Linked DNA regions of Homo sapiens: all the other regions are linked to region 1. Evidence: chromatin loops called from intact Hi-C (ENCODE). Cell type or tissue: A673. All regions are shown on one strand. Region 1 has its middle 83 kb from the start of PRG4. Region 2 overlaps HMCN1 (hemicentin 1). Region 3 overlaps HMCN1 (hemicentin 1). Region 4 has its middle 40 kb from the start of GS1-204I12.4. Region 5 overlaps SWT1 (SWT1 RNA endoribonuclease homolog). Region 6 has its middle 13 kb from the start of HMCN1.

The links. Hi-C counts contacts between places; a loop is a spot of excess contacts. Peaks named below come from ENCODE experiments on the same cell type or tissue, not always from the same donor. Only the 100,000 strongest peaks of a DNase experiment are listed, where the experiment ranks them.
Region 2: a loop joins it to region 1, with 9 times the contacts of the local background. A loop is called at or near these places in 31 of 110 quality-filtered maps.
Region 3: it touches region 1 in a loop (4-fold over the local background); 71 of 110 quality-filtered maps call a loop at or near these places.
Region 4: a loop joins it to region 1, with 11 times the contacts of the local background. A loop is called at or near these places in 4 of 110 quality-filtered maps.
Region 5: a loop joins it to region 1, with 13 times the contacts of the local background. A loop is called at or near these places in 3 of 110 quality-filtered maps.
Region 6: it touches region 1 in a loop (7-fold over the local background); 71 of 110 quality-filtered maps call a loop at or near these places.

Annotation. Positions count from the first base shown.
Region 1 is chr1:186,210,809-186,215,808 of GRCh38, forward strand. No RefSeq gene overlaps it. Among named protein-coding and RNA genes, the nearest start is that of PRG4, 83 kb to the right of the region's middle. In A673, a CTCF peak has its summit at 2,002; a DNase peak (open chromatin) is centred at 1,983; H3K27ac peaks cover 1,495 bases.
Region 2 is chr1:186,153,017-186,158,016 of GRCh38, forward strand. HMCN1 (hemicentin 1) reads left to right here. Exons shown (of 107, transcript NM_031935.3): 97 at 734-971. Among named protein-coding and RNA genes, the nearest start is that of PRG4, 140 kb to the right of the region's middle. RefSeq lists a silencer at 1-28. In A673, a CTCF peak has its summit at 2,798; a DNase peak (open chromatin) is centred at 2,815; H3K27ac peaks cover 1,164 bases.
Region 3 is chr1:185,811,528-185,816,527 of GRCh38, forward strand. The region is part of intron 1 of HMCN1 (hemicentin 1); the gene reads left to right. Among named protein-coding and RNA genes, the nearest start is that of HMCN1, 80 kb to the left of the region's middle. In A673, a CTCF peak has its summit at 2,044 (motif pointing right); a DNase peak (open chromatin) is centred at 2,054; H3K27ac peaks cover 1,982 bases.
Region 4 is chr1:185,684,401-185,689,400 of GRCh38, forward strand. No RefSeq gene overlaps it. Among named protein-coding and RNA genes, the nearest start is that of GS1-204I12.4, 40 kb to the left of the region's middle. In A673, no CTCF peak of the experiment used is centred here; DNase peaks (open chromatin) are centred at 1,341, 2,951, 3,291, 4,031 and 2 weaker places; H3K27ac peaks cover 4,889 bases.
Region 5 is chr1:185,167,463-185,172,462 of GRCh38, forward strand. SWT1 (SWT1 RNA endoribonuclease homolog) reads left to right here. Exons shown (of 19, transcript NM_017673.7): 4 at 878-936. It also overlaps the pseudogene RPL22P24. Among named protein-coding and RNA genes, the nearest start is that of SWT1, 13 kb to the left of the region's middle. In A673, a CTCF peak has its summit at 3,066; DNase peaks (open chromatin) are centred at 2,889 and 3,119.
Region 6 is chr1:185,718,520-185,723,519 of GRCh38, forward strand. No RefSeq gene overlaps it. Among named protein-coding and RNA genes, the nearest start is that of HMCN1, 13 kb to the right of the region's middle. In A673, CTCF peaks have their summits at 752 and 2,305 (motif pointing right); DNase peaks (open chromatin) are centred at 722, 1,542, 2,322 and 2,627; H3K27ac peaks cover 3,991 bases.

The sequences.
Region 1 (5,000 bases):
CAAATTGCTCTGAGGACACAATTACACTCTCAAGTAGAAACCACTTAATTTTGCCAACTTCATCATAAATTTTTACTCTGATAAAATTATAAGCTATATGTTTTTATTGTAAATCTATCTATTTGTAAATCTCCCCATAAACTAGAAACCAGACACATAATTTTGAAGGCCATGTATTTCTTATTAGTTCTCCATAAAACCAATTCATACCAGTTTTTTTGTTTTTTTCCTTTTTGAGGTGGAGTTTTGCTCTTGTCACCCAGGCTGGAGCGCAATGGTGCAATCTCGGCCCACTGCAACTTCCGCCTCCCAGATTCAAGCGATTCTCCTGTCTCACCCTCCCAAGTAGCTGGGATTATAGGCACATACCACTACGCTCGGCTAATTTTTGTATTTTTAGTAGAGACAGAGTTTCATCACATGGGTCAGGCTGGTCTCGAACTCCCGACCTGAGGTGATCCACCCACCTCGGCCTCCCGAAATGTTGGGATTACAGGCATGAGCCACTGCGCCTGGCAAAAATTGTGTCTTCATGAAAAATGCACGTCATCACTGGCCATCAGAGAAATGCAAATCAAGACCACAATGAGATACCATCTCACACCAGTTAGAATGGCGATCATTAAAAAGTCAGGAAGCAACAGCTGCTGGAGAGGATGTGGAGAAATAGGAACACTTTTACATTGTTGGTGGGAGTGTAAACTAGTTCAACCATTGTGGAAGACAGTGTGGCAATTCCTCAAGGATCTAGAAATAGAAATACCATTTGACCCATTTGACCCAGCCATCCCATTACTGTGTATATACCCAAAGGATTATAAATCATGCTGCTATAAAGACACATGCACATGTATGTTTATTGCAGCACTATTCACAATAGCAAATACTTGGAACCAACCCAGATGTCCAACAATGATAGACTGGATTAAGAAAATGTGGCACATATACACCATGGAATACTATGCAGCTATAAAAAAGGATGAGTTCATGTTCTTTGTAGGGACATGGATGAAGCTAGAAACCATCATTCTGAACAAACTATAGTAAGGACAGAAAACTAAACATTGTATGTTCTCACTCATAGGTGGGAATTAATAATGAGAACACTTGGACACAGGGTGGGGAACATCACACATGGGGGCCTGTTGTGGGGTGGGGGGAGGGGGGAGGGATGGCATTAGGAGACATCCCTAATGTAAATGATGAGTTAATGGGGCAGCACACCAACATGGCACATGTATACATATAAAACAAACCTGCACATTGTGCACATGTACCCTAGAACTTAAAGTGTAATTTTAAAAATAAATAAATAAAAATAAAAATTACGTCTTATTTGCCATCATGCCCTAGTAACTGTACAACATCTAACACACAGTTAGGTACATAATAAATATGGAAATAAATGAATTTGAATTGATGTCTGATGAGAAACCGGTTTTGAAAACCAATAACTTTACAGAGAATGTTATCAGTATTTTTTTTTCAAAATAAAAACTTCCTTAGTAACAGGACAAACAATTCAAGGAAGCAGGATTTCGCATCCTTGAATTATACTTCCAAGATTTTGCCAAACAATTTATTTTTTAATCTTTACTTTTGAATGAGTGATTTATTGACAAAGTACAAACAAAACAGCAAACACCAATACAGAAGTGAAAGGAGAACTCCCCATGCCTAGGCCTGAATCCTCCGTTTTCCTTTCTAGAGGCAAGCGCTATTACAGCCAAACAACATTTTTCAATGGTATCAATTCACTACGAAGCATTTTCAAAATTCCATCAATCAACAAACACCATTCCTATAGATAAAGGCATGCTTTGCTAAGTTTTCTGCAAGTGCTCTTTCTGCCCTTGGATGAGGATGTAGCTCCATGATGATGAATGTCACCTGGAGATCAACATCATTTCCCACACTACCCTTGTGAAAGGAGCAAACATCTGTGGAATGTCTGTCTGGCCTTCTCAAAGCAAGCATGAGAGCATGCTTGTGTGTTCCAAGGGTGACATCCACTGGTGTACAATTATAACTGCAGGTAGCAGGCCTTCCAAGATCTTCAGATGAGAAATCCTTAACTCGAATGCTAACAGACACAGTGATTCTCAGACATTCATCCATTACTCCTGACTTTCTAAACACAGTAGCCAGCCTTACCTATTTCGGATCACAGAAGAGAAGGTTGAATTGTTCTGCATCAGCCATAAAGATGTGCCTCTGGACAGTCATTCATCCATTTGTCTCACAAGTAATATTGAGAATGAACCAGATACATGCCAGTTACTGAACACCTCACACAGTATTAGGAACAACGATGAAAAAAAAGCACAGTCCTACCCTCAAGGGCATTTTCAAATTTGAAAGAGAGGTGAAACATACACAGGTAACTATTGGATATGGCAGGACATGGCAACTTCTGCACTCACGTGTGCATGAATTTTGCCCTGATTTGTTATTTCATCTAGTCTTCACAACAATTTTTAAATATTGAAAATGTTACCATATTTTCAGCAGAATTAACAGGTAGAAAAACCAAGGTTCAGAGAGATTAAGTGGCATGTCTATGGTTACACAGCAATAAATGTCTGATTCCAATTTGGCATGATTCCAAAATCCAGACTTCCAGCACCACCCGGTGCAATCCACCAGCTTAGCTCATAGAGCAAAGGCAATTCCAATCTTTTCCAGGGTTTCTAGCCTGCATCTTATGTTTTAAAAGGGTATCTCTATCACAGATTCAGTAGAGAATTTGTATTCCAATAAAACTACTATCAGAGATAGAGTAAGATTATAAATATATAGGAAATCTTGAAAGTCAAACTCGGTAGAACATTCACTCTCTATATTCAGATTCTTAAGTTTTCTGCCAGCTCCCCTGAACAGAAGACTTATTATATCAATATAGGTCCTTAAGCTGGGCAACATGGCAAAACCCCATCTCTACAAAAAATACAAAAATTATCCAGACATATAATTAGGTCCTTAGATATACGTGCCACCTCGCCCAGCTAAGATATATAGGTCCTTAGTTTGTAACTCTTGTGAGTCAAACATTTCTAGAGAAAGAAAATCTGGCTTATACACTTGGACACCAAAACATACCAGTTGTATCAATCATGATTTGATCAGAGAAGGAAAACCTCTGGGAAGTCACGTATGTAATAGGAGATTATCACAGAGATTTGATCTCACACAATCATGAGAGATGGTCAAATAGTTGACTTTCTGCTGTTATTTTCACATTTATTACTGTGCCTGAGGTCAGCAAGGAAGACATCCAGGAAGGAAAGATAGTTGTGAGGTGAGGGAGAGCAATGACAAACTGGAACCAAGAGGACAGGCTGGAACCTGTATTGGCCCCTTACGGCCTCCCAGTCTCCAACTTCAATGATGCTAGTAACCTACAGGAGGAGGGGTGCTCTTTATAATGGGGCTAAACATGCACTTGGCCCGGGAGAAGCAGCAGCTGGGAGTGGTCCAGTGGGAACCGGAGGTGCCCAGCTGCTGTCCATGACAATAGCATGAGCCAGCAGACCCTGGACCATGTGTGCGCCCTGCACCAATTATCTCAATGTAAAAATCATATGGCCCTGGCTATTTTTACCTTTCAAACTGTATGCAAAGTATCTCCTATGACCCACACTAACCTGGAATTATGCAGTGAAAGAAATTCTGGGAAATGTAGCTCCAGCTTAAATACACCAACATGAGACAAAGCAAAACACATTATACATGCAGAATTATTTTGCTGGTGTTTTATTTAAATGTGAATTATTTCTTTCTCTAAACCACAGATAAAGCCCATTTTTGCCTATTTGGCTAAATTAATATATCAATTATTATCTAATGGCCAGATAATAACAAAGAAAATAGGTTCTTAGTCATGAGACATAATCACATGAACACTTAGTTTTACCCAAGGAAGGTATCTTGCAGGGAGAAAATAAATGGAAAATGGACATAAAATCCATATCCATTCTGAGAAAACCCCAAATTCTTCACTAATCTCAACATGTGCTTGAATTCCTCCTATACCTCTATGCCCTCATACCCAGGAAGCAAGGATCATTTTAGCCAGAGCAGCAGGAGACCAGTGCTGGAAGCCTAGGCTTCTCTTCATTCAACCATTGACAACATGAGATTCTGTCAGCTCATGACTTGATGAAGCTGGAATCTGAGGTTACACCTTCCAATTATACATTGCATAGCTGTTTACTTGGTAACCATGAGGAAGGCTTCCCACTCGCCCCTCTTTGGCATTATTGAAGTAACCACCACAGCCAATGATCCTGGAGGCTTACAGAAGTTCTTCAAGGACACTCCTCATCAGGATTCAGATAGGACAGGACTCTAACAGCAGTAGAATGAATGCATCTCTGGTCATTACAACACAGCCTTTCACATTCAACCATTTCCAGACTCTCTTCTGGAGAGTTGGTAGGTTAAATACCAACTCTTAACTGATTAATCAAAAGCAGCTTAATTCTTATTTTAAAAATGTGATTTTAGCATAGAATTAAATACTAGCTACAATCTTCCAATCTGAATACTCAATCTAAAATCTGGGTCTACTTTCTATTATATTCAATTCATAATGTCAGTTTTGAGAACAAATCACATGACAGATCAAAAATATACTGTCAACCATTTGCAAATATATGACTATTTATGATAATGGGATATCATACTTTTTAGTAATCTATGCTTAAACAGGCAGGAGACCTATGAGTAGCAAAGGAATAACAATGCTAAATCTCCTCATACACTTTGAACTCTATGTTTGTGAATTATCATGACTTGATTAGGCTGATAGCATCCTTGTCTCTGGGTTACTCCAAGTTGAAACACTGAATATTTGACCCTATAAGCTAATTATTATTGCTGTGGAATCTGATCAAAGTATTGAGCTTGTTATTTTTAGAATACATAGTAATTTGTGCACAATGTATGAAATTAAATATTTTTTGTTCCACATTGAAAACAATTACTGGTGGAAAGTAAAT
Region 2 (5,000 bases), 58 kb before region 1:
TAAAAATCTTCAGGGACAAGTTTTTACAAACTCTCTTAATGGTTTTACCACCCTCCCTATCAGGACCAAGATCAAATACTTGATGTAAGGCATTTGTTTAATTTTCTTTAGACAAAGAGGATAGTAATTCTTGCATAAACGTTTTTGTGTATCATCCATAAAATATTTCAGAAATTAAAGGATAACAATCGCCCTTTCACATCTTTGTTTATTCATGACCTATAACTTTGAGTCTCTTATTAAACTGAAATTTATGACAGCAAAATTATGAAACAACTATGTTATAATTAAAGGGTTCAAACTTTATGTTATTTCCTGAACACTACTGTACAATTATTATACAAGTTTTATTAGCCCCTATACATTTTCTCATGAAGGAGGCAATAAATAAAAGAACATAGTGTTTGATGCCAAGCAGATCCACATTCAGATCCTCATTCCGCCACTTTGTACCAATGTAATGATGAGAAAGTTGCTTAATTTCTACAAACTTATTTTTCTAGTCTGCAAACTATGGCAATTTAAAGCTACCTTATAGCTTTAAGGTATTAAAGCTATAGGTATTAAATTAGGATTAAAAGTTAACACATATTAAATGTTTACCATCATGCATGATGTGTGTTTTTTAGCTCCTAATCCTTTTTCCCCGCTCATTCTGCATTTCATAGTCCCCTTAAGGGAAAAAAATTAGTATGAGCCATATTGATCTTCAAATCCACATTGTTCTCCTTAGGATTACACAGAGGACTACATTCAAACAGGTCCTGGGCAGCTGTACGCCTACTCAACCCGGCTGTTCACCATTGATGGCATCAGCATCCCATACACATGGAACCACACCGTTTTCTATGATCAGGCACAGGGAAGAATGCCTTTCTTGGTTGAAACACTTCATGCATCCTCTGTGGAATCTGACTATAACCAGATAGAAGAGACACTGGGTTTTAAAATTCATGCTTCAATATCCAAAGGTAATTTGATAAAAGAAAATCCATATCTTTATGCCATCCAGTCTAAAGGGTTAAAAAAATTCAAAATAAGGACATTGAGGCCTACATCTAACATGATATCAGGTTTTTCATGTGTGTTGTCTATGCCTTTTTGTTAAGTAAAGCCCTATGGAAAAGCCAACCCAATTGGAGTTCTAGTACATTTACTTTACTAATATACTTCTTCATACTACACAGTGGGGTTGCTGTTGTTCTATTCCATATGTGCAGAGAGGGTTAAAAACATATAATGTGGCGGGGCGTGGTGGCTCATGCCTGTAATCCCAGCACTTTGGGAGGCCGAGGCAGGTGAATCACCTGAGGTCAGGAGTTCCAGACCAGCCTGGCCAACATGGTAATACAAAAATTAGCCGGTCGTGGGGGCGGGTGCCTGTAGTCCCAGCTACTGTGGAGGCTGAGGCAGGAGAATTGCTTGAACCCAGGAGGCAGAGGTTGCAGTGAGCCGAGATCACGCCACTGCACTCCAGCCTGTACAACAAAGAGCAAAACTCCATCTCCAAGCAAAGAAAAACATACAATGTGTCCAAATGCTTTTTATTCAAATAATACAAATAATAAAGTCCATTTGTTATTGTTTTGAATTTTGTTTGTCAAGAAATTTTTTAAATTCCTGAAACATAATACAAAGCTGTGTCTTAACCTAAACTAGTCAAAAAGAATTTCTATATTTTAAAAGCAGCTTTTTAAAACTGTGCAGCAATAATCAGGATTCCAACTGTCATTTCTTGTTCCTGGAAGTTATAATTTTTTAACTGCTTTTCATTTTCCAAGCATGGTTCTGCAACCCTTGATCTAAGTAGTCCATCTATGCTATGTGGTTCTTTGATGTGTCTGTCTCCTGAGATTCCCTTTTCAGTCATAAGAGCCACCACGGCAATTAACATTCCATATTCTGTGGGGTTTTAATGCTGGGATGATTCTTGCATGTAGTCCTGTTAGACATTAAATGTTTATGTGACTTTAGCTTTGAACTTTAGGCTCCCATGAGTTCACTTAAAAGGATTCACATTGACCTTGTCAATGTGTTTTGCTGTGTGCCAGCTTTCCTAAAATAGAGCCAAGTAAATTTTAAACTTCACCATTTTATCATGTTTAGCAGATATGCTAAAAATTTATTTTCAGTGTTTACTCTTGCTTCCATCAGTCATGCTTATGACTGTTTCCTTCAACTTGTATCAGAACTGCTTCATAAAATTTGAGATCATAGTAATCTGGAAGTACAAGCACACATTTTTTGAGGTAATCACAGATTCACGAAGTCTCATAGCCAGTGACACCCATAGCCCATCTCCTCCACGCACACCATTGCCACCACTACCTTTTACTATTGCCATGCATGCCATGCCACTTGAACAAAAGAAACGAGCTGCCAGAATGAGGAGTTACATTTTCTTTCCCTAATTATGCCTGCTTTTCAAATCTAACTTCTGTTTCTACTTTTTTCAGTACTCCATCTAATTTAAAAAAAGATAACTGGGCACAAATAAGAGAATTTCTACCATCTGGAACTAGATGAATTAAAATGATTTCTGAAAAGTCATGTTCACTTTCTACCTAATCGTGTACATTTTCCAAGCCTAAAACTGCTTAAAGATCTTTGTACCGTCTTTAAGTGTGTTTGTTGGGGGATCTGGGTCCCACAATATAAAGAAACACACTGTATGACCTTTAAGGCCCCTTACTATCCTTAGACACTGTGATTCTATGAATCACATCTGATGTATGTGTCATGGTTCTTGTCAATTTTAAGAATTGTGTACTTGCAATTTGTTTTTGAGCAACCATTAGGGGGCAAGCTTGCATTCCTGGTAGCTTAACTAGCAAATTATGTTCTGTCTAGACTAGAGCTAAGTATGGTTGCAGTGAAATTAGAATCTTCTGGAGAGCTTGATGAAAGTTCAGATTTCTGGGCACAAAGATTTTTGGTTTAGCAAGTCCACAGTAGGGTCTGGGAGTTTGTATTTTTAACACAGACCCTAAATGATTCTAATATATCTGGTCTGCACTCTTGCTTTTGGAAAGTACTGGTCGAGAAAACTCACTAACATAAGTCAGTGTCATTAAAATATTTTTATATCTTTAAAATCTAACTTATTTTTAAAATTAATTATAAAGTATATATTTTACAAATGAATCAGAGTATCAGAAATTATGCAGGAATATATAAATTTAACTAACTACAGATACATTTTTTACAACTTCTTCATGGGAAGGAAAAAAAGTGAAATGAGAAGGTAAAATATGCACCAAGAAAAAATATTTGCATCACATGTTATTGACAACCATGATTAATCTTAATACATACAAAGGCGCTTCAAAATCAGAAAGAGGCAAATACCCTCAGTAGAAAAATGCATAAGGGAAATTCACAAAAGAGTAAATAATGACAAATGTGAAGAAACTGTTTACCCTCATTAGTAAGCAAGGAAATGCAAATTAATGAGTTATTTTCTGACTATAACAAGGGTGACGACTGCCTAGTATTACAGAGGTATGGGGAAGTGAACACCCTTACACACTGCTGGCAGGGGGATAAATTGGTTCAACATTTCTGGAAGGCACTGTGTCTCCAATAGCCTTTCAAATGTTCATATCTTTTCAGTTATCTCATTTTGGGAGCCTGTCCTATGAAAATCACAGAAATAGCCAAAGATGAATGCTTAGGAAGTTTTATCCACTGTTATTTATAATAGAAAAATATTAAATATCCTCAAAGTAGGAAACAAATATGTAAGTTATGGCACAGCTATATAATAATAACTTAATCACTGAAATAGGAAATATTTAGCTCATTTATTCATTTAACAAATATTTGTTGAGTGCCTACTATGTACTAAACATTGTTCTAGGTGTTGACAGCATCACTGTAAACAAGTAACAAAGGGGAATGTTCATGACAATAATAACTGAAAAGTACTGTATGAGCCAAACCTGGGTTGCACACCCGTGGGTGATTATAAGAAAATCTTTACACCCATTAAAAACACAGATACCCAGGTCTCTTTCTTAGCAATTCTAGTAGAAATGGGACCAAGGGAACCTATATTTTTAATAGGATTTTCAAATGATTTTTATAATTAGTCAAGCTTGGCAATTATCAGTCTGTATATCCTAAATTTAATTTCTAAGTATGTATTCATAAAATTGACTGGAAGGAAAAACATCAAAATCTCAGCAGTAGTTTGTTCCATTTGACAAGACTACCAGAATTTTATGCTTTTCAAGGTTTCTATTACTATCATACATTATAAGCAAATATTTTTTATTGCCTTTTACTATCTTGAAATAAAAATTGTAACATAATTCAAAGTAACACACTTTATAATATGAAAATCAATAAAAGGAAAATAACTCATAATAACATTACACATTTTAATATGAAAATCTTTGGACAGAAAGAAGTAGTTGTATACTCAAACATATACTGAATCCTAGTATGATTATTTTGGGAACATTAAGCAACTTTTTTTTTATTATACTTTAAATTTTAGGGTACATGTGCACAATGTGCAGGTTAGTTACATATGTATACATGTGACATGCTGGTGCGCTGCACCCACTAACTCCCCCCACCCCAAAACAGTCCCCAGAGTGTGATGTTCCCCTTCCTGTGTCCATGTGTTCTCATTGTTCAGTTCCCACCTATGAGTGAGAATATGCGGTGTTTGGTTTTTTGTTCTTGCGATAGTTTACTGAGAATGATGATTTCCAATTTCAACCATGTCCCTACAAAGGACATGAACTCATCATTGTTTATGGCTGCATAGTATTCCATGGTGTATATGTGCCACATTTTCTTAATCCAGTCTATCATTGTTGGACATTTGGGTTGGTTCCAAGTCTTTGCTATTGTGAATAGTGCTGCAATAAACATACGTGTGCATGTGTCTTTATAGCAGCATCATTTATAGTCCTTTGGGTATATACCCAGTAATGGGATGGCTGGATCAAATGGTATTTCTAGTTCTAGATCCCTGAGGAATCGCCACA
Region 3 (5,000 bases), 400 kb before region 1:
AGTTGAGCTATGATCACACCACTGCACCACTGTGCTCCAGCCTGGGTGACAGAGCAAGACCCTGTCTCTTGAAAAATAAAAATAAAAAAAAAAGGAGGTGTGTGGATTTGTTGGTATAAGCCATTTTTCTCATGGATCTGGTTTTTAAGCTAGGAGACTGGAAAGAAAGAAAAGGCAGTCTTATTTCTCTTTCCCTTGCTCTAAAAAAAAAAATACACATATGTATATACATAGGCATGTGCCTTCATTGGATTGTTTTAGCAAAAAGATTAAATGAAATGCTGAACATATTGAACTAACCTATGGACCTTCTTTCTTGACATTATTTTTGCACATTTTTCTTTTTAGTTCACTTCAGATATTTTGAGATTGTCTCAGTTAATGAGGTGAACTACTGTCTAGGGCATTTTCTTAAGAATTATGATGTTATAGAAAACTGGAGACAGACATTAGCAATGTTTATGAAGATAGTTTCCTTTCAACTTAAGGCAGATCCTCTCAATTAGAGTTTTAGAGTACTCAGCTTTAACTTACCCAGTCAGCTATTCTCTAAGTAGCATATAGTTTTTGAAGATGGCCAACATTAAAAGTTTTTATCTGCTTAATAGTATGTTGTTGATTTTTTTTTTAGGGCAAGATATAAGTGATTATAAAAGGGAAGCAGATTGCTTCTGTGGCCTGTCTAGGTTATTTGACTGATTTCCTATTGATAAATATCTTTTTACTAAAACATTGATTTTAGTGTTATTTTGGCATGTTTGATTGAGAAATGTAACACATTCAAATCAACGGAAAATACATACACAAGAGACTGCATCATCTTAAAAGCTACTTGACTTGAAAAAAATGAATATGATTTTGACTTATTGGACCTGTTTCTTTAACAAAAAAAGTGTCATATGCGACTCTAAGAAAAATTAAATGGATTTCTTATTTGAAATGCCTTTTAGCTTTTTCACATTCTCTGGTTATCGATTCATTATATAACATAATATTTGGGATCTGAGAAGTGAAAATTGTAAGTATGATCTGCTTCACATGTACAAAGCCCACCTCTTATGAGGTTTTAAAGGTAAATATTTAGCACAGATATTAGACTTTTGAAACAATTTATATGTTTGTACATCAAGTTAGAATAATTGAAAACTGAATAATTGAGAGAAAGTATTAAAAATGATTCTGGCAATTTAGTTATCCAGCAGGTTGCTTTCTGGTTCTTAAATTATCTCAATATTGACACTTTCTTGGAATATACATACATATGTTTGCAATCCCCCCCCACACACATTCCCCTCATTGATATGCATCATGCACAATAAGATGGAAATGAGACCTAATTTTTTTATGTAAGGGAGAATATATATAGCATAAAGTTTCCAAATTTATAATACTGTTTTACAAAGATAACTATTATAAGTTTTCTCTACACATGTACATGAGTACAGTTTTCACATGTTTTCTCATGAGAGGACTTCCTGATTGCATCTGATTGAAGTGATAGTGACTACCTAAATAGATACTTGTTCAACTTTTGTTCCTCAGCTGCACTGTAAATTCCATGTCTGCCTTACTCAGTTCTGCTTTTCAGAGCCTGACATGGGACTTGGCCCCATAATAGTTGCTCAATTAATATTGTACATCAATGAATGAATAAGTATACTTACATAACTTTGGTTTGTTTATTAAAATAAGAAAATAGCTGCATGGAAACAGGGTAAATTAATGTAATCACTGAGGTTTTGTTTGACTACCTAGTTAAAATATGATAATAGAAACCAATTATATTGCCATTCCTTAAATTTGTTTGGTCATCAAAAGCAAATGGAATAGGTTGCAAACTGTATTTGCTTGAAGAGAAACAGTACGATGTCAGTGTAATTTCTATATAATTATACTTCTGGGAAAATTTTAAGCAAAATCATATTCTGATTACTCTTGTAAAATATACTGCTGTAGGAGGCTTTAGGTCAGCTTTGAATAAGCATAAATTTAGTAACACTAGCCTACAAAAGGTATATATAATATATGGATCTGTCAGTACCAGCAGGTGGAGCTGTATTCCAATGCTGAATAACATGGCCTCTTTATAGAGGGTTGACTTGAGGAAGAATCAAAATCCTAGTAGAAACTTTTATAAGGAATTTTACATATCGTGGTATTAAGCACACATCTTAAATTCTGCATGTAATATAACCATAGTTTATAGTTTAATAGAAATTTTCTGACTTGTTTTCACTTATTTTTACTTGTGTTTGCTGTCACAGAAATAGTTACAATTTTGCTGTATTACATTTGACTTACCTTAAACGTATGCTAACAAAATACACACACCAGAAACTGGAACAGAAGTAACTGAAAAGTCAAGTTTAGACTCATCTTGGAGAAAGAGTGAAAAAATAATGAGTGAATGAATAGGATATGGAGTTCACTTAAAGGCAACAGATAAATTATAGTGGGTTTTTAATGGTATTAGTTCATGTAAGCACGTTTAGCTTACATATCCCTTCTACACTTAGTATTGCATATTTCCTCTGAGTGATAGGAATTCTAAAAAGTGAAACAAAGTTTTAGATATGGATAGTCAAATTTAACCTCTTATTTGAAGAGAGATACAGAACCTAACAACTTGAAAATAGAAGAGGCCTTCACAATCGAGTCTTCTTTCTTCCCTTAAAACAATAGTTGTACAGGCCACTCTTTTGAAGCAATTGCTGATGGACAATAGTCTCTGACTTAAATGTTTTATTCCCTTACCTTTCAAATAGATTACATTTTTTTCTGGAACATCTGTGTACTATAAAATTAAAAATTAGTGCTAGAAACAGAGTTGGTGGGATACTTCCCGATGTATACTGGTTTTCATGAGACATTAAAATTTAATAACAGACAAACAAAGTTGAAGTCTTCTGAGAAATTACTCATACTTCTACTTAGGTATAATTAAAGATGAATATCTGCTTTCATGCTTCTTTTCTTACTAAAACAATAACTTAACCTAGTCAGTAGAAAATAAATTTCATGTTTGGTGATATTTAGTCAGTTGGCCACTGGGGAGTTACTTGGTAATGAAGGCATCTATTTTATATTTCCTATTTATTGTTTCTTAGGAGGTTATCTTTTAATTATTTTATTGCACTTAATATTTATTTTTTTTAATTATTATTATTTATTTTTTTTTTTTTGAGATGCAGTATCACTCTGTAGCCCAGGCTGGAGTGCAGTGGCTCGATCTCAGCTCACTGCAACTTCCACCTCCTGGGTTCAAGCGATTCTCCTGCCTCAGCCTCCCAAGTAGCTGGGACTACAGGCACACATCACCATGCCCGGCTAATTTTTGTATTTTTAGTAGAGATGGGGTTTCACCATGTTAGCCAAGCTGGTCTTAAACTCCTGACCTCAAGTGATCCACCCACCTCGGCCTCCCAAAGTGCTGGGATTACAGGTGTGAGCCTGGCCGAACTTTTTGTATAAGTAGAATAATTTAGGGGTTATAGAGGGTAAGAAAAATCAGTGTTCTTTGGTAAAAAAGAGAAAGTGAACAATGTCCGGTTAGACAAGAAAGACATGTTTGAAGTCAATGGCAAATACAGCTTATACTTCAGTGATTTTACATGTATAATGGTGGATCACTCAAATATACTAATTACATAATTTTGAAGAACCATATCCTGAGAATGATGTAATCAACTTTTAAAACATATTGTTTGACACAGACTGTGAGGGGTGAAGCATGGACCACTTTAATGTTTGACTAGATTTAAGTGTGATGAGAAATTTGTCATCCTAAAGTTTAGTTTTTTATATAAAAAGTTCTATGTCAGTTGTTTACAAGTCAAATAAGTTACTCTTATTTTCTTTTCATTAATAGCATTGTAAGTGCTTATAATCACTTAGGATTCTTATAAGTGGCTACCGTATTTTCTCATCCATGCTGCCTATAAATGTACTTAAACATAGGATGTACTCCAGGAAGATTTGTTGAATGAAAGGATGCATTTATATTGAATAGGAATTTTTAATTATCCACTTCTATTATGTACATTATTTGCTGTGGGGATAATTTTGATATTTAGTGTTAAAAGCATAAGACCAAGAGTTCTAGGTCTTAATATCAACACTAGCAGTTTTGGCTGGCTATGCAACCTAGAAAAAAAAAGACCGATCTTAGTATGTTCAGCAACACATTAGTGACAATGATGTGAGTAAGTTTCCTCTAATTTTGAAAATACAAGTATACTAATTTATGAAAGTAAATATAACTGACAATAGTACCATTAGGCTGCTAGAATTCCTTGCTAAAATATTTACTATATTGCTGAGCATCAATTTGATTTGTTTCTTATTATAATTTAAAATACTGTGTACTCCATACTTGATAATGCTGTTTCTCTTTAGCAATATTGTACCCCATGAGCAATACTGCTACCCACTTAGCAATATCATACCCATTCATTGTGTAATGAATAGGCCCATGGTCAGAATCCAGGCAAGAATTCATGGACTAAGTTTGATATAGGCAAAAATTGGGACCAGTAGAGCAAGGAATTATTTTGCCTTAGCCAGAAAAATTCCATTTTGTTTCCTGTTTAAGATAGAACATGTAGCATGATCATGGAATTTCTCACTCACTATCTGGTCAGAATGGAAGATTGAGGGACTCAAAGGAAGAACAAATTATAGGCAGTTACTGACACAGATCCATCAATCCATGTGCTAGGCTGACTTTGTAAAATGGCCAGTGATATCTCCTTTTACCACACTATTGTTTGAAAAGCAGTCACTGGGTGTTGAAGTACTCAGGGACTACTCTTTGTACTTTGGGGATGTTTGTAATATTTAAATGGAAAAGAGGCTTCCAGAATTCCATAACCATAGCTTGATCACAGCTTTCAAATCTCTTGTATGCTCATCCCATTGTGATTTCCCAATGTATATCAATATATTGGATATAGGAAAGGAGATTAGAACAATTTATTTATATCCACCATGCCCATGACAGA
Region 4 (5,000 bases), 530 kb before region 1:
TGAAGACCTGTGAGATCATAATGCATCTGCAGAACTATCCATTATATGTATGGCTGGAGCATAGAATCAAGGTGATAGTAGGACATGTGACTGAACCTAATTAGGGACCAGCTCATCCAGTGCTAAGCAGACTGATTTGGAACTTTTGAAGAATTTTCAGGAGAGGAGTGACATGATCAGATTTGCATTTTGGAAAGATAGTGGTTTCAAGTTGTGCCTGAGAGACCAGGAGATCCCTTGTAGATGGTGTCACATTCAAAACAACACCAATCAGGCAATGAAAATTAATTCAACGGAGTTTAAATGTTTATTGCAATGTCCCAAGAAAATTCCTTGCTATGTCGCCCATGCTGGAGTGCAGTGGTGCGATCTCAGCTCACTGCAACCTACAACTCCCAGGTTCAAGTGATTCTTGAGCCTCAGCCTCCTGAGTAGCTGGGACTGCAGGCACACACCACCAGGACCAGATAATTTTGTATTTTTAGTAGAGACAGGGTTTCATCATGTCGGCCAGGCTAGTCTCAAACTCCTGATATCAGGTGGTCTGCCCACCTCGGCCTCCCAGACTACTGGGATTACAGGGGTGAGCCACCATTCTTGTCATAGTAAACCTCTTCAAATTTTCTCCCTGACATCTCTTTCCTGCCAAAATCTGTCATGTGAACTTCATTCACGTACGCTGTCTTGAATTCGTCACCTTTTATCCTTTGCTCATCTATTTTGTATTCCTGCTTCTGGCCAGTAGTCCTGTAATATAAATCCAGATAAACTTCAGGCTTTTTCCATTTCCTCTTGGCCCATCAGGCCAGATGGAAGTCTTCTCAGTTCCATGGGGGCAGGAAGAAAGTTATATAGTAATGTCCATTCTTTGTTACTCTTACATGATGCAAACTTCCATAGGTCCTGCAGCATCTATTTGGATGATAGTGAGATTCTGCCCAATGCTGTTCCCCAAGAGTGCAAATCCTAATTATTACAGTTGAAATTGGTCTTTCTCCTTTTTCTGCCAGAACACAGTTCTGCCACATACTTCAAAATTCCATCATCAGTGCCTTGACAATGTGTACAGTTAATTGGAATGCCAATGCCACTGTTTAAGACTCAGAATTTTGCCTGGGTGCTTCATACACAGTAGGCAGCATTCTGGGGCTTTTTGATGAATATAGGTCCTCAGTGAAAGAAACCGCTGGGTGGGAGGGGAGGCAATATGAAAAGATGTGGGGCTGGAAGCCACCAGGGTACTGCAGAAAGCTGATTTCTTGTAGAATTCAGATTTTAGAAATGCATAAAAGTATATCCTCTTGGGATTAAATTGGAGACTGGATTGCTTTGGGTGAAATTTAGAGTAGCTAATGGGAGTATTGTGATTATACATTCTGAGCCAGTCATTTTAGATTTGTGTACATATTTTATAGTCTACTAATTTGCATAGAAGTATTGAAATCTTGATACTTTTAGAATTTCATTTAAGCAGCATGGACTTCCCAAAAGAAACCTTTATAGACCAATTATGATGGCTTTTTTCTCCCAAGTAGCTGCTGTCATACTATCTTTGCTTTTATTGGATTTCTTTTGAAAGTTTATTTAGAAACACACTTCTTTTGAAAAAGCCTTGGGGAGAACTCATGTACTAAAAGTATTAGTATCACTGTGAAAGACACCAAAAATGTCCTCTAATAAATTGCTAGAAGGAGGGTTTCTTTATATTTAGAATTAGGACAAACTTGAATTGCTTCAATGTGATAAATTGTTAAAATGAACTTTTTGCAGCTCAGTTGAAATTTAAAAGACTTTTCTCAAATGAATGTTCAAGGAAACAGATGGGGAAAGTACTAGGAGTTTTAAAAACTTATGTTCCCATAAAATAAAAGAGAGCATGAGTTTCACTGCTTGCTTTCCACTGCCAAAAATTCCCTTTTCCACTCTAAAAGGATATCAATATTCAAACTACTAGCAGTTACTTCTTAAATTTATGTTAATCCAGGACACAATTCATAAAAAAATGATGTGAAACAGACCAATGATAAGCCTTGTTGACATACTGAGCAATTCCATCAATGAAGTAAAAATTCTAGCAGATTAATGGATTGTTAGCACCAGCTACCATCTAGTTTCTCTCATAATTTCACAGATGACCAAAGTAACTTGTACAAAGTCAGTGGCAAAGTGGACACTAGAACTTCATTCCTTCCATCTCTCAGAGCAGTGCTTTCTTTTCCTTTTTTGTGATATTATGCTTCCACATGCTTTGCTATGCTTTTCAAATAAGTGCTCAAAATATGTTAAGATTTGTCAGTTTTCAAAAGGTCAGAATGTGAAAGGAGTTGCAGGACATGTCAAGGAACTTGAATTTTAACCTAAAGATGATAGGAGTTACTGATCACATTTGTATTTTAGAAAGTTTATTTTCTACACCTCACTATTCTTTGCTTGTGTAATTTATGTCTTCTCTCCATCTCTAATTCTTGTTACTTTTATATTATCTTGCAAGATAAATTATAGAATTGCCAATTGTATCATGTGGAAGTGGGTTCAGACTTCCTACATTTAGATTTTAGACATGCTTGCAGCATATGTGTATACTTATGGCTTTGAAGTTCTTTCTTCTATTGAGAAGGAAATAAATTGCAGAATGGCATATAGCTTCTGGCAAGAATACCATTTCAACTGCATTTTTGGAGCAAGGATTTTTTTACCCCAAGTCTGGTACAAATTATGATTTCTAACACTGGGTTTATTTTTATAGAAAGCATAATTTGTCTTAAAAACTACTGTTAACAGCCATGAAAGCTAAGGCCAAATATTAATGCACAGTGTTTCAATGACAAGCACTCTATCTTCCCAACTTTCAGTAAAATTTTGTGTAATTCATGAATAGTTTTTTCTCAGCTTTACTGAATTGAGAAATAATAAATTGTGTATATTCAAGATGTACACCTTGATGTTTTTATATACATCTACATTGTGAAAATAAAGCCAATTAACATACCAATCACTTCATGTAGTTACTATTTCCTTCCTTCCTTCCCTCTCTCCCTCTTTCCCTCCCTCCCTTCCTCCTTTTCTTTTCTCTCCCTCCCTCCCTCCCTCCCTTCCTTCCTTCCTTCCTTCCTTCCTTCCTTCCTTCCTTCCTTCCCTCCCTCCCTCCCTCCCTCTCTCTCTCTCTCTCTCTTTCTTTCTTTCTTTCTCTGTCTCTCTTCTTTTTCTTTCTTTCTTTCAAAAGTTTAATGTTGTTAGTGATGATGATGGAAAGTTGATGAGGAATTCTGGTCTAACAGATACTGGACTTTCCTGAAGTCAAGAGGTTTCATGCCAACTTTGTAAGTTAAGAAAGGTGATATCACACTTCTTCCATTGTTTTTTTCACTCTACATTGTGTTCAAATTGGCAAGCCCCAGGAAAAATATAATCATTATAATTAATCCTCCTCTATCATTTATTTTCATTGATCAAATCAATGTAAATCTGAAACTCCTAGAGCTATCTAGAATAAAACAAGCACTATGCTATGAACTTTATGTACATTCTCTTCAACAACATAGAAATACACATACTAAACTCAGTGTGTAAGAAAAAGAGAGGATTCTGTGCCAGATATCAAATATCTGTATCCAAATTCATGATAGAGGCATTAAGACTGAGGAATTTAATTCTCAACCTAGGGTATTATTGACATTTGGGCAGCACAATTCTTTTTTATGTGAGAGGTCACCCAAAGGCAGGACGTTTAGCATCTTAGACCCCTGACCACCAAGTGCCCACAGCACCCATCAGTCAGCAATGTGACTCTCTCCCTCACCTCTGACATTTCCAAATGCCCACTACAGCGGTAGCTCCATCTATGTGGAGACTAGATGATAATCAGCCTCCCTTTACTCAAATTTCACTCCTAAAATAATTTAAGAGAAATTATTTTAACCTTTTTGACCAAGACAAAATTCTGGACCAACCTACTTGACTAACCAAATGAATGGAACACTTTAGGCTGCTTCATGAATGAAGGCGGCTGAGGGTTATACACACCCCACTCCCTTCCCTCCCACTAACATGAAATAGAGCAGTGCATCCGTATAGTGCTGTAACATAGCTACAATACAGCAGGAATTGCTTGGAGTGTTTATCACAATATAGATTTTAATCCAGTAGGTTTGGACCAGGGTCAGTACCTGCATTTTTACCTGCCAGTGAACAGGTGACAATTTGAATCACATTTATCTGGAGTGATTTTACAGGATCGCTCCAGATAAAAGTGGTTCAAGTTGTTCCCTGTTCACTGCCTTAGAAGGTTTTTAACTCCAGGAAAACTCTTATAGACCCACTGGCAATAAAATTCCCTATAATAACAGCATGCAGAAGACAAGAAAGGTTCTCAGTAGAAGTTGAGAGAAATATTAGAGGAAGTAAAGCAGTGGTTTTGTCTTAGGTATAAGTCTTTTGAATAAAACAAGCACTATGTACAATCTCTTCAACAACATAGAAATATACATACTAAACTCAGTGTATAAGAAAAAGAGAGGATTCTTTTTTTATCTTTTTAAATCAAATATCTGTATCCAAATTAATGATAGAGGCATTAAAACTGAGGAATTTAATTCTCAACCTAGAGTATTTTGACAGTGGGTCAGGGTTCAGATGTACCTGAAGGGAGAGAAAATAAACAGCCTGATCCCTTGGGAGTGGCCACAGTTTTGGGGACTTGTGTATCACCTTCAAAAGAGATGAACCATGAGAATCCTCTCACCACAGGAACAAATCGAAAGGGAGGAGTAGTGACCTTCTGAACTGTTGTGGGGAAGAAGTCCATGTTCGTGAGCACATCCTTCCCTCTGTCTCCTGGGCTCAAGCAATCCTCCTGCCTCAGTCTCCTGAGTAGGTGGGACTACAGGTGTATGCCACTATGCCTAGCTTCTGTTTTTACTGAGATTGCTTTCAATAATGAAGAGTCTAATTAGAATATATATGGCTGGGATTTATTCTCATTCTTGGCTGATCTTCTATAG
Region 5 (5,000 bases), 1.0 Mb before region 1:
GGTAGTGGAAGTTCCAGGGATGCAGAATTATGTTTTAAGAATTTACTTGTTTTCATATAATTAAGCTGCGGTTTCTATTTATTTTTGCAATATTAACCTTCTTGAAACACCGATTTCATCCCATTTCTCCTCTGCTGAAAATCTTTACTCACTATTTGCCATTCAGGGCTCTCTCAAATTTGTTCATACCTTAACTATCCAGTTTTCTTTTTTTTGTTGTTTTCCCTTCTTCCTTGAAAGAGGCCCTCTTGCCTTTCGCTAGGCTGGTTTATTTTCTTTCTGCTGAATTTATACCAGTTATCCTCAGTTTCTCAGAATGCCTTCTTTTACTCGTCTTTCAAGCTTTATTATTTATTGTTATTTTGTCCACCTGTTTTCCTAGGTACTTTTCCTCTTTAGGTGGTTGGTATTTTGAACTGTTTTAGCACTTTTTGACTCTTCTGCTTTGACACTTACTTACATCATTATAGTAGGTTATTTGTACATGTTCTACTTCTCGTCTTTATTATTTTATGTAAAACTATAAGCTCTAAGCTCTTTAGGACATGGATTATATTTTATGTCTCTCTTACCTTTCTTGTGCTTGGCCCAGTTTCCTCAGAGTACGTAGAGAGATAGGATGGTAGCGTAGAGAGAGTCAGACAGATCTATTTACAGATGACAGATGACTGCTCTGCTGTGGACTTGCTCTGTGACTTTAAGGAAGATGCCTACCTCTGTTTGAGTTTTGTGAAACGGGGATGATGATAATATCCATCTCACCGGATTACTGGAAAGATTAAGTAAAAGTATTGTGTCAGCCTATTCACTATCATAAACTGTGGAAAAAAATATGTACCAGTGCACAATTTATGTGTCCTTTTTTTATTTATTTCAGAAATCAGATCATACAGATGTTCTGTACTATAATATAAAAAGAAGACAAGGACTGAAAAGGTAAATTTCTCCTTTTTCTTTTTACTGTTTTGGTTTAGAATTATGAGACTAAATATTTGGATTTAAAAATTTTTTTTATTTACTTTGAAGAGGACTGCTTTGCATGCAAATATCTCTAGCTATATAACTGATTATGATTATAGAATTGTCTTAATATTAACTATATTTAAGAAAAAGTTGAGTGAAATAAAAATCTATGAAAACTATTGTGTAAATGACACTCAAATGTGCATTTTAATCTCAAGTGATTTGATTTTGGCACATGATTGTAACATGCGTAACTTCATTACATACACTAGTGAAGTAAGTTATGAGGCTAATTTAGAGATTTTGGATAAATCATTTTCATATATTACCCGTGAAGAGAGTATGTATCTTATAGAATTGATATGGCTTTAAAACCGTGTTGATTAACCAGTATGTGATTATAGCTAGAGAACTTGGGGAATGATGGTTGGAATAATGGAAATTATTATTCTTTAATTTCTGCACTTTTTGGATAAAAATTTCAGTGAAATTTTGGTGCAGAAAGTACTTGCTGCTAATGGGGATAAATAAGTATACAAAGTTATAACGTGTGATAAAACTTGGTAAGATCAAGGTTTCTCCAAAAATAAGAAGTTAAGGGAAAACAAGTAAGATGGCATTAAATATTACAAATAAAAGCTCTGCTTCCCAAACAATCTCAGTTAGTGTTTGCTAAAAACAAAAAAATTCAACTCGCCTCTGTCTTTTGTTCACTTTTTCTTCTGAATCATCTCCTGATACTTTGCTTCTGTGTTATTCTCTGTTGAAGTATATTCTTGCACTAATTTCATATTATGTTGACTATCCCTTGCTACATTTTTTGAACCATTTTAATGCCTTTTACACTGATATCCTTTTTTTTTTTTTTTTTAAATTTTAAGTTCTAAAACACTATTTGACTTTAAACTAGTTACCTTTTGTTTAAGGACACATTTTTTGGCCCTTGATATTATATCAATATATACAAGAGGGTAAAATATAAAATGTTTTATAAAAATCTCCGTATTAATTCAGCTCTAGAGAAGTTTCTGAAATTGGTGTGCAAACAGTGAAAGCCATAATACAGATGAAAAATTAGAGATAATTTTATCATTTGGAAAGGCGGTTACAGTGCACCATTACTGTAATTCCTGTTCCATGATTTGAATACATAGAAATGTATTAGCAGTAAAAATATAAGCAAGAAGCTGGGCACAATGGGTCATACCTGTATTCCCAGCACTTTGGGAGGCCGAGGTGGGAGGAAGGCTTGAGGCCAGGAGTTTGAGACCAGCCTGGGCGATGTAGTGAGACCCCATCTCTACACACACAATTTTTTTTTCAGAACTTAAATGCTAACTTCAGCCCAGGATTAATTTTTTTTTTTTTTTACAGCTAAACTAAAAATTACTACATGGGAACATCAATGCAACACACAAGTAAAATTTGTAAACTCAAGGCACAAACTTATAGTTAATGAGTTAATGATCATGGTAAGGGACATTGCCAAAGAGCTATTGATGCCTCAGTGAAGTCTGAAAGAAACTGCCTTCTCTGAAGGCAGAGAAGAAATATGCAAGCAATTCTGCTTCAAAGAAATTTGCACAGAAAGAGAAAATGCTAGAGCCGTTACCATAAGTGAAATTGCAAAGCCTCAGCATGTTCAACTCAATCCACAAAGCACCAAATGTTAAATTGGAGCCAAGGTAGAATTTGAACATTCAATTTTCAGCTTTGCAACTCTCAGAGCACAACAGTTTCAGGTGTGGAAACCAACTGTAGGCAAGCTCTTTTAAAAACCTGAATTTTATACACCGTAAATTCTAAAACAGAGCAGACACTTCTGCGTTATTGTTCCAGTTTCTGAAGGGCACCACAAGGCATCAGGGTCTCTTTCAAAGTCACTGGCTGCAACAATTCTGTCTTCCTAACTTTGGTAGCCCCCTCTGGTGGTTCTCTAGCCTTTGTACGCACTGAGGCACACCACTGTTTGTACAATGACTTCTGACATTAAATCCTGTCATGGCCTAAGTAGCATGAAGCAGCTGTTCCCTGGGTACCTCATGTCTCCTTGGCATGGGAGGTTTCCCAGTGACTTCTTCGTGCCCCCATTCAGGAGAGCCTCCAGAGCTCTCGGCACAAAGGGCCCCTAACTCTGGGTCCCACACAGGAGGCCACATCTGGAAGCTCTATTCCTCTAGCTCCCTCTGCTGGAAACCAAAGTGACAGTTTGTTGCAAAGACCTGTAGAAACAGATTATGTATAAACTCATTCTTGTACGCATTTACTTAATTTAGAACCTGGGACTTTTTAACAGTCGTTGTCCAGACCTTTTATGGTGGGTGATGGACTATGCAGCAGTGCTGAAGGAGCACTGTTTCTTTCTATAGGACTATAGGAAGAAAAGGATTAGTATACATAATTGTGTACATCAAGACAAATTTATAATAAAAAAAGAAAGATGAAGGGCCCAGAAACCTGCATTTTATTGACACTGTCATTTTCCACAGGGAATCTTAGGCAGACGTCACCTGTTTTCTTTTAAGTAATGAGAGAAGCCCACTTGTATTCCTGAATCATTTTTTGAGAAAAGCACCAGAGACGATTGACAGTCACACTTTTTAAAATAAAACAGTGACTACCTCTAGCCTACATCTCCCCACCCTCATCTACCTGCCCAATGGTTGTCAGTTCCCCTAAAGTCACCGTCTCCTTCTATTCTGGTATTACCATTAGAATTGAAATTTTCAAACAGGAAAAAAAAAAAAGTCTAGTTACAAATGAGTGCATGGCATCCCGAATGAAGCCCTTTGACTGTGATTTCTAATTTTCTGTTCAATCCATACTGCACAGATACAAGGATGAACCACCATTTTGGTTCCCAAGTTTTATTCAAGAATTCGTATAAAATATTCCACATAAGTGAATTTTAATCCTCGTCTTCCTCCTCTTGTTTGTTCTGGTTAATTTGGAAGTAACGTAATTCATAACCCCTTTTGCTGTTAGCAGTTACGCACGTCCAATCACGTAGATTGTTCTTCTTCAAATATTTCTTATTTCAAATACCTTTTGGGAAGAGGCATCTCGGAAGTCATGGTGATCTTGCCCTTGCTCCTTTTGATCACAACCCCTCCAATGACATTCCTAGCTTTTCTGCTCACTTTGATCCTCTCTTGCAAAAACTGCTCAAAATTGGCAGCATCCATGATCCGTCTTCTATGGGGTGGGTGCAATCAAGAGTGAACTTCAGAACCTGCTTCTTTTTTTTTTGCCCCCCTTTACCACAAGGTTTTTCATGGATGCCATGGTGGCAGTGAAGGCAGAAAGGGCATTTTTTTTTTCTGTTGCCTAGGCTGGAGTGCAGTGGCACAGTCTCGGCTCACTGCAGCCTCCAACTCTTGGGCTCAAGTGATCCTCCCACTTCAGCCTCCCAAGTAAGTAGCTGGGACTACAGGCGCATGCCACCACTGCACTTCAGCCTGGGTGATAGATTGAGACTCTGTCAAACCAACAAAGACATACCTACATTCATGCATGCATATATGATGAAAACTCAGGTGAAACTCCTATAAAAACTCTGTTTATGGTTTGCTCTTACATAATTAATTATTTGAGAAGTCACTTGTTAAATGTGTCTCTCTTGCTGGGCTGTAACCTAATTAAGGGTAAAGACTCTATCTGCTGTGTCCTCTACTGCCTCTTGGGTGCCTACCAGAGTGATGGCACTGAAAAGGCACACATTTACTGATATAAATTAATAGATTGTGTTTGACATTTTTCCCCTTTTTTTCTCACTACAAAGTAATATCTACTTTTATTAAGCAGGAAAATATAATTATCACCTCTAGCTATTGCTGTTTCTAACATTTTAGCACCTTTCTGGCCTTTTTACTATGCTTGTTTAAGATGTTGAGACCATATTATATGTACAGATTTGTATCCTGCTTGTTTTTGATTTTCAATATGTTTTATGTCACTGAAGACTTTTCATAAACATCCTTTTAAAAAACTGTGATATTCCGTCATATGAATATGTCACTTTTTAAAGTCATTTCCAA
Region 6 (5,000 bases), 490 kb before region 1:
ATTTTCTTTACCCCCTTTCTGAGTGAATTCATGTGAAAATCTGTTGAAAGTATGAGCCTTCTCTTCATAAGAATATACCTCTATAATTTTACACACAGTTTCAGGGGGATAAATTTCCCTTAAAGGTACAGGGATCCCAAATTAATAACACTTTTGTGGGGGATGTGGGATGGCAAGGGTAAGAATGAATTATATTGTTAAGGTCTACACATGTAGTTAAGGTCTAGACAGGAAAAGCAGCAGATAGGTATTGCACATCTTTGCACAGACCATTTCTTGATGGTGTGGGAGTTTCTTTAATTAAAATATGGTAGGAACAGCTGGCCACCAGCTAGCACTGGCAACACAACAAGAATGTCAATAAATGCATCACAGAAAAAAACTTACAGGCCCAGTTGTTTCTAATGGAGACTATCAGTCTGTACCCCTATAGACAAGAGCTTCAATTTTTCCATTCCAATCACACTTGCTGTAGCATCCTTAATATTGAAAATAAACTGAGAACTTTACCAGAATTGTTAAAAATACCACCATGGGCATTTAGTCTTTGTAAAACCTTGGAAAAGTAGTTAATTCTGAACAACTCACCACATGTCTTATTGTGAGTCACTGAGAAAACAAAAAAATGAACTCCACTACTCATGACTTGGTTGTCTTCTTTAACTGGTAGACCACAATCCCGTTGGCAACAGGAGAGGGCTTGCTTCCAAGAATGCAACGTCCAAAGTGGAGGGCAGGGAGCACTAGTGAGCATGTAATGACAGTTCCCAAGGAGAACACGGGATGCAGTGCATCCTAGGGTGGGGTCAGGAATGATCCCTGGACAAGTCAGAACTCACGGTGTCTGGTTTTATTCTCTACATTTGGCAGCTCCCTTTTTTTCCTCCCTCAGTTTCCTTAGCTTTAAGGAAAGTAGGGGCTAATGTGAGCTTGCAGTGAGAGAATATAGATCAGTGTTTTGAAATCTGTGAATCATTAATCTAATGGAAAGTGTTGTAATTTTCTACTTAATTGGAAAATGACGGTAAATAAAGTAAATTCCCCTACGTCTTTTCCTAGTGTTGGTAAACTTTTCTGAAGTCAATAGAAGCTCTAAAGCAGGCGAAATATGGGAGCTTGGACGTACATATTCTTATTCTGGTGGGGGAAAAACAGGTTTGAAAATTTGAACAAATAGTGTAACTACAACAAATTCTCTTTCTTCTCAAAATGGGTCTGAGCCAATTTTGTTCTGTAGTACTGATTGAAAAGAAAGAAATTAGGAATGTACCTGAAAGGAAAGGGAAGATAATTAAATGTTTCAATACTCATTATGTGCCAGGCACATTCTCAAATACTTTACATATTTTATCTTATATAATTTGTACAACAACACAAGAAGAAAGCTGCAGTTCAGAGAGATTAGGTGGCTTTCCTTTCACACAGCTGAGTATCAAAGCTAGAATTTAAATCTATCTGTCCCACTCAAAAGCATATGCTCTTCTTACTGTACCATACTGCATTCTACCCTAAGCATTTTATTGGGAAATGGGCTTAATCTAATTAAGCATGGTGACTGGAAAAGACCACTTCATTTATCCACTCAATAAGCCTTCCTTAAATATGTATTATATACAGGGCACTGCTAAGTATTGGTATACAAAGAATAAGAGAGCACTCACTGTCAAGGAGCTCAAGATCAAAGCTTCTTCTATCCATCTATATTTACTAGCAAAGAGAAACTCATTAAATAATGATAGAAGCAATTCCCAAACATGATTCACATCTTTTTAATTAGCAAGGAACTTTATTCATAAAGCCTCTTAAACTGAGAGTTTATCAGATATCCTGGGATAGTCATGTCCCCAAATTTCATGCCACATCTGAGATTTTAACTGGAGTGAATTAATATACCTCAATGTTTAAAAAAAAAAAGAGAGAGAGAGGCATAATTGTCTATTATATGCTCTGACAAAGACTACTTAAATTTCAGAGCTATCTAGTTTGTAGGAGCCTGGAGAGTCTTGGAGAATTAGATGCAGTTTCAATTAAATGATATTAAGATATCCCTGAATTTTAAACTGCTGTGCTATGAGACAATGCCTTTACATCATGTGGGTAGAGCTACATTTTTTAAAGTATTTATTTTGGTTGGTGCTAATGAGATATTTATCTCCATTTCCCAGACATTTTGGACTTTGTTTCAGAAGAAATTCCAAATGTTACTTACAAGAAGCAAATTCTAATCTCTTAATGTCAAAATGTACCACAAAAGAATGAGGAATAAGCTACAAATAGCAAAACAAACACAATGCTTTTTACTTGAGGAATCTGCCAGCAGAGGGCAATATTAGTTTTCACACTCTCCTAATATCTCTACTGATTTTAAACCATTAAGTATAAAATAGCTATTTGGTAGAAATCTTAGGCTATGAAGTATTTTTGTTTCTGGCAGATACGAACAGGAACATAGTAGAAGCAAAGATAAAGCATGACGTTGAGTATTAGAATTCCAACATCTCTGATAAAAATTAATCTTATTTATTTTCATTGCTATGAAAACTCTAGACATTTGCTGATTATAATTCAGCTGGAGGGTTACCATCTCTTTATGGTATTTCCCTATTCTCCAGCACACAGAAAGTTTTCAGTGACTATTCATTGAATAACTTATGAGTAAATAAATGCTGATCAAATAGATATGTGTGTATGGGGTTGGGGTGGAGGCCAAGGGTAGGATGAAAACTTCTTACACTCCCCTCTCATTTAGAATACAATCATTTCTGTGCATGGCTTCTTTGAATGTTTCAGATAGCACTTTGGAAAGTGATTTTTGGTATTTCCAGCAATTTTAGAGTAACCTTAAATCAATGAATTTAATCACCATAGCTTGGATTAGTAAAAGATGAAAGCTATTGCTGAACTTTCCATAGGAGAGTTCCAAATCTTACTTAATATTGGTAAGGATATTTGGCTAGACTGGATTTATGAAAAGTAAGATTATGAAAATTAAAATATTATTTATCAAGTGCTGATTGAATTAAGCAAGCCACTTGACATAACTAAAGTCAGAAAGACTCAAACTGATTTTTTTAGGCTGAATTAAAAGGAGAGATACAATATAAATTGTGAGTCAGTATGTGTCTGCTCAGTATCTATGTATCTTATTTTCTCAATTTTGGTATGTAGTTATTATTATTATTTCACATACATAGGATGATAGCAACAATGTTGGTAGTTTGAATTAATTGGCATTATGCCAAATTTTTGTTTCAACATCTGTTAAATGCATTTCTAAATCTATACTCTGTTTCACCATATAGATAAATATTTAACATGAGGGAATGGGCTTTGGGGATGACTGAATGAGTCTTATGTTTCCAATAGTTAATTATATATTTGTATTTAGAAACTCCACCTTAAGGCAAAAACTACAGGCCTAGTGGGAAGAAATCTTCTTCTGTGTACTCTTGATGTTTAGGTTTTTGGCCAGACTAAAAGTCACAGCAAAAGACATTTGCGGAGATGCCTTAAATATAGTACTGCAAATCCTGTACTGGGAGATATGGGATTAGCTGCAGTGTGAGTGGAAGGATTTTTCTGAAATTTGCCCATCAAATCTCGGCAAAGTTTTCCCATCAGAGTCATGTAGAGTAGCACTTTCTTTGCTCTGCTCAAGATTCCTTGCCTGGGTTAATAAAGTCAAGTTCCATAAGAAAATAACAACCTGATCTACCATCAGTAAGGCGTTCTGCTTAGGCAATTTTGGGTGGGAATGTTTGGGTTTATGCTGATGTAGGCACACTCTTGTTCCACATTGACTAACAGCTGCTAGGCAACAAGCTAGTATTGAGCTGGAGTTTGTCATCAAATGTAATCAAACTAAGTGATCCACATTTTAATGTCTTCAGCCTCATTAGCAAGCTCTTCTGATTAAAGCAGTTGCAATTTATTATACTAATAGATAAGTTTTTTGAAAAAAATATGAATCTCTTCTACTCCCAATGTTTCGTAATTTAATGCTATACTTTTGAAGCTTTGACTTAGTGGCTATGGCCATAAGCAACAACAGCATTATTGTTTTAGGGCACATTTCCAATGCTTATTTATGCTATGTAGTGTCTTTAGTTTGATTTCCAATAGGACTGACGGAATTTCTTTCAGATGTTTTGTCTTCTAAGTGTAAGACTTTATTCCGAGGGTAAAATACACTTATGAATGTGAAAGTTGTCAGAATCAAAATGGAGTCACTTGGGTTTTAAAAAACCCTGACAAATAGAGCCAGAGAAGCCCATGAAGGGAGGGTTCTCATGCATAAATGCCAGATTAAAAAAACTATCACAAAAGACTGCAAAAAGTTCAACCTTGCAAAAGGCCATAATAACCTTACACACATAAAAAATTCTTCCTTGAGGACATCTGCCCAGCAACTGCCTGTTCAGTCTTGGACTGGTGCTACCCTAGTTATTTATTGATCCTTGCAGCCAAGAATAATTACCTCAAAAATTATGTAATTCTCTTCATTTTTCCTTTAAAAACTTTTGTCTTCCTTTACCTCCCTGAATACACACGTATTTATTATGACATGACTATTCCCATGGCAATGCCCTATTTGCGAATAAATGTTATTTTCTTTTAGAAAGCCTCTCTATGTTATTTAGGTTGACATAAATTTTGATGCATTATTTAATTCATTTCATTGTATAGATGACAAACGACTAATAAAAATCATTTGTATTTCTTGATATGATCATATTCATGCCTCTTTAAAAATGATTTGGTGGCTACTTTTTACAACTTATTTATTTAATTTGTATAAACTTGAACTTTAGAATAGTTTCAGGTTTACAGAAAACTTATGAAGATAAAACAGAGTGCTACCATATATGCTACACCCAGTTTCCAGTATGGCTAACATCCTATATTGGTATGGTACATTTGTCATAACTAATGAACCAATATTAAACATTATTATCAACTAAACTCCACACTTTATTCATATTTCCTCAGCTATACCTTTT